Linked DNA regions of Homo sapiens: region 1 is linked to region 2. The links are chromatin loops, found by intact Hi-C in ENCODE. Cell type or tissue: PC-9. All regions are shown on one strand.

Evidence for each region. A loop is a pair of places that touch in the nucleus more often than their neighbours do. Peaks named below come from ENCODE experiments on the same cell type or tissue, not always from the same donor. Only the 100,000 strongest peaks of a DNase experiment are listed, where the experiment ranks them.
Region 1: it touches region 2 in a loop (4-fold over the local background); 3 of 110 quality-filtered maps call a loop at or near these places.

What each region holds. Positions count from the first base shown.
Region 1 is chr10:24,820,847-24,823,346 of GRCh38, reverse strand. No RefSeq gene overlaps it. Among named protein-coding and RNA genes, the nearest start is that of ARHGAP21, 98 kb to the right of the region's middle. In PC-9, no CTCF peak of the experiment used is centred here; a DNase peak (open chromatin) is centred at 1,156; H3K27ac peaks cover 1,232 bases.
Region 2 is chr10:25,061,135-25,063,634 of GRCh38, reverse strand. It overlaps a transcript of ENKUR not described here. Among named protein-coding and RNA genes, the nearest start is that of THNSL1, 46 kb to the right of the region's middle. RefSeq lists an enhancer at 719-1,918. In PC-9, no CTCF peak of the experiment used is centred here; DNase peaks (open chromatin) are centred at 1,044 and 1,384; H3K4me3 peaks cover 799 bases; H3K27ac peaks cover 1,966 bases.

The DNA.
Region 1 (2,500 bases), 240 kb after region 2:
AAGGAATTAAGCACTATATTTCTTAAAAGAGTATTGAAAATTGCAATTAACTCATACCCATGCTCACCCGGGGAAATATTAATTCTCATCAAATGAGGTGGAAGATTCGTTTTGGATAAAGAGTAAAGCACTTGGAAAGAAGGGGATACATATGTGGTACAGGCTGAATATTTATGTGAAATGCTTGGGACCAGAAGTATTTGCGATTTCATGTGCATAATGAGATTTGCATATACACAATGAGATGGGACCCAAGGCAAAACACAAAATCCATTTATATTTTATATACACCTTATACACATAATCTGAAGGTAATTTTATCCAATATTTTACATACTTTTGTGCATGAAACAAAGTTTGTATTAAGTATTTATGTGTGGAATTTTCCACTTGTGCAGTCATGTCAGAGCTCAAATAGTTCTGAATTTTGGAGCATTTCAGACTTTCAGATCAGGAAGGCACGACCTGTATAAAAAACAGAGTAACTTCTAGTATTCTTGCTTCTCTGCTCTTCTCTCTTGCTCAGCCAATGCCGTGATCCATTTCTGTTGTGTGGGTGTTTAAGGCAGAGGCAAAGTGACTGAAGTCTCTGTTTCAGATCCTCCCACATGCAACATTTAAGAATCTGGCATTTAACTCATTTCCTAACCTGTTAGTGGTACACACAGACTTTAGGAAGCTGAATACATCCTCTTCTGCACTGGAGTCTGTGAGAAGGTTGGAGGCAGGAAGGCTGAAACTGACCTTCATCAGTTATTTTCTACCCTCATTCCACTGCTACCCTCCCTGGGGTCTCTTTCTTAAGTGTCATTTTGGTGGAGAAGGGGATGGTTTCTCCACCTCCCAAATAGAAGAAGTATTTCATGATGTATTAGTTCGTAGTTTCTTCGGTTTATGTTGGTCTCCTAACAGAGTTCCAAAAAGCAGCATTGTCCCCTCTGATCCGCGGTTTTGCTTTCTGCAGCTTTCATTACCCACAGTCAACTGTGATCCAAAAATATTAATTAGAAAATTTTAGAAATCAACAATTGATAAGTTTTTAATTGCATGCTGTTCTGAGTAGTGTCGTGAGATCTTTCACTACCCTGCTCCATCCCTCCTGGGACATGAATCACCACTTTGTCTAGTGTATCCTGAGTTACAGATGTCACCTGCCCCTGAGTCACTCAGTAGCCATGCCATCTCAGTTATCAGATCAACTATGAAGAAATCACAGTGCTTGTGTTCAAGTCACCCTCATTGTACTTAATAATTGCCTCAAAGTGCAAAAGTTGTGATGCTGGCATAGTGTTATAATTGCCCTACGTTTAGTTATTATCGTTCATCTCATATGTGCCTAATTTATAAACTTTATCATAATTATCTATGTATAGGGAAAAACATAATATATACAGGATTCGTTACTATCAGAGGTTTCAGGCCTCCACTGAGGTAGTCTTGAAATGCATCCTTTACAGCTAAGGTGGACTGCTGGATAGACCCTTTTTTCTTTTTGTTAATGGATGGGGTCTTGCTCCAACCTAGCAGGTTGGAATGCAGTGGCGCAATCATGGCTCACTGTAGCCTCGAACTCATGGGCTCAAGCCATCTTCCCACTTCAGCCTCTCGAGTAGCTGGGCCCAAGCCACCACACTGGCTAATTTTTTAATTTTTTGTAGAGACAGGGTCTCACTATGTTGCCCAGGCTAGTCTCAAACTCCTGGCCGCAAGTGATCCTCCCACCTCGGCCTCCCAAAGTGCTAGGATTATAATCATGAGGCATCTCACCCGGCCTAGACTTTCTGTTTGTGTCAATTCAGTTTCATTCATTCATTTGACAAATATTTATTATTTAAGATATACTAGGCAGTGGCCCTTTACAGTACAGTGCATGTCTATTTAGTATGACCCTTTAGTATCCTAGATATTAGCCCTTTAAAAATCAAGAAGTATCTCAAACATGACTCCAGACTTAAATTGAATGATGATTTTTTTAAGAGATGGGTCTTGTTATGTTGCCCAGGCTTGAGTGTAGTAGCTATTCACAAGCACAATCACAGTCTCGAACTCCCTGGTCTCAAGCAATCCTCCCGCCTCAGCCTCTTGAGTAGCTGGGACTATAAGCACCCAGCTAAAATGATGATCCTGATCACCAACTAGATACTAGATATATAATGAGGCATGTTTTTAAAAATTACACAGATTCTTGCATCATTTATGGCAATAAACAAACCAGCCATCTTTCAAGTGTGATATTTCCCAAAGTACCCATGGAGGTGCTGGCACGAGCTTGCTCACAAGCAATCTACCCTGACCTTGAACACTCACCCCTGTTACCCAGCTCTTGTCTAGGGCTCCCCTATACAGACCCCAGGACAGGCTACTGTTGGAGCAGCCGAAATATACAAGGCCTCCAGCCTGGGCCTGCTGGGAGCAGGGGCTGGTGCCTCAGGGCATCCTGACTGGCTGGCTGGTTTCCATCCATTTTGCCTTGGCCCATGGACACTCCTGCCTGCTCACT
Region 2 (2,500 bases):
ATTTAGTAATTGTCTACAGAGTGTGGTTTTGCACAAAGGGCTTCTCAATTGCAAGGGGGAACAGGAGAAAGTCTCAAAGGGGAGAAAATATTTGAATGGGGCTTTGATGCACAAGGAAGACTAAACCAATACAGATTTGAGGGAGGAGCATTATAAGCACAGGGAATGACAAGTAAAAACACAGGAGCCAGGCATGCTGGCTCACACCTGTGATCCCATTGCTGTGGGAGGCTGAGATGGGAGGATGGCTTGAAGTCAGGAGTTTGAGACCAGCCTAGGCAACATAGTGAGACCGCATCTCTACAAAAAATTTTTTAAGTACTTAGTCAGGCATGGTGAACACACCTGTAGTTCCAGCTATTCAGGAGGCTGAGGCAAGAGGATTTCTTGAGTCCAGGAGTTTGAGACTGCAGTGAGCTATGATGATGCCACTACACTCCAGCCTGGGCAGCAGAGTGAGACTCTTAAAAAAAAAAAAGACCAGACACAGTGGCTCATGCCTGTAATCCCAGCACTTTGGGAGGCTGAGGCAGGAAGATCACAAGGTCAGGAGATCGAGACCATTCTGGCCAACGTGGTGAAACCCATCTCTACTAAAATACAAAAAAAATAGCCAGGTGTGGTGGCGCACATCTGTAGTCCCAGCTCCTTGGGAGGCTGAGCCAGGAGAATAGCTTGAACCCGGGAGGCGGAGGTTGCAGTGAGCCAAGATTGCGCCACTGCACTCCAGCCTGGGCAACAGAGCAAGACTCCATCTGAAAAAAAAAAAAAACAAAAAAAAAAACCACAAAAAAACACAGAGGAGTGAGAAGCAAGTGCCTGTGGTGCAGGGGTGGAGCATGCAGTGGGAAGGGGAGGGAGGTGATGTGCAGGGGGATTTCCTTTCCTGGCCCTGCCTTTCCTGTCATTTTCGGGCAGCCCAGGTGACCAGGCCCTCTTCCACCACTGTGTGAGTCACCACCTATCTCCTCCACCCAGGCCTGAGTGTGGCTGATCAAGGTACGTGCTGTTACTAACACGTTCCTCCGAACACAGCGTCAACAATTAGTAATGAATGAGGCCAGACCCGCTGTGTCACCAGCTGCCGGAAAGCCAGCTCCAGAGGTGCCATCAGCCCAGCTCATGGCCAGGGCTTCCTTCCCAGCCATGCCTGCAGACAGGCTCCTGCTCCAGGAAATAGGACCACATTCTTAGGAGGGACACACAGAGGGGAAAAACAGAAAGAAAAACTGCAGGAGGAGGCTGACCCGAGGCTGCCCAGACAGGGAGTGGCTGTGAAAAAGTCCAAGGTTTTCCTCAAACATTCCACAATCGTCTATAGACACTGAAAAGCAGGCATGTTTAACTTTTTCTCTCCCTTAAGAGAGGAACACTGGTGGAAAAGTGACAAGAGAGCAACAAGTCCTACTTGCTCAAGAAGAGAATGACTCAATACGCAGGATTAGGCTTATAGGTAAGCAAGGAAGGAGTCGCTCCAAACAATGTCATGTGTGGGGTTCCAGGGAAATTTCTGTACAAAACCACATTAAATATGAGGTCATCAAGCTGTTAGAAATGTCGAGATCCTGCTTTTAGACTGTGTAAAGTGACTAGTAAATGGCAGTTAGCTAGTAGTCGTTATCGTTACGTTATTTCTCTGTGCAAATACCCCCAAGAGTCTCAGCCAGTTGCACACTTTTGCAGTCTGACTCAGCAAATACATATTGGGTGCCTTCCATGTGCCAGTAACTATCCTACATATAAAGAACATAGCAGTGAATCGCTGGGGTTTCTAACGCAGTCATTGATGATGCAGCAGTCACGCCTCAGACTAACTTCTCAGACTGAAGAGACAGAGATGAAGGGAGAGAAGAATGTGCAGGCCTAGGTCTGGGGAAGGTGGGAAGTGCCTCCAGCTGCTGGAAGTCACCCACTACTGGGATGTCAGGTGGAGAAGGGCAGCTTGTAGGTTGGAGAGAGATGAAGAAAGGGGTTGTTGGAAAATCTGAAGAGAAACATGTTGATTTTCCGATTTTGTTTGAGACTGGGTTTAGCCATAGCCAGCATTTGGAAAATCACCTAGCTGCTCTGGTTATCCTGCTCAAAGGAAAAGTCACCCAAAGCTTGTAGATCACCAAAGTTTTTTCCTTTTTTTCCTGAAAATAGAAATGGTGGTGGCGGGGGAGAACAGTAGGCTCAGGCAATGAGGAGCAGAAGGAGGAAGAGATTCAGTTTGTGTTGGGAGGTTCCACCTTGCCATCTGTGCACTGTTACTCCTCCTTCCAGAGCCCATGAAGCAAAATGGAACAGAAGGAGCTGCACCCAACAGAGCAGGCGGCTGGAGGAGCGGCACAAGAAAGCCTGGGATAAAGTTGATTTTCCATATCTGGATGTGTCTGGCAGCATCAACCATATAGCTGCAAACCAGGGTCGATTTCAAAGCCCAGGGCCTGGCCACACGTGTCCAACACCTATGAACTTCTTATGGAGATTGTTCACCACGGAGCATGAAGACAGAGCG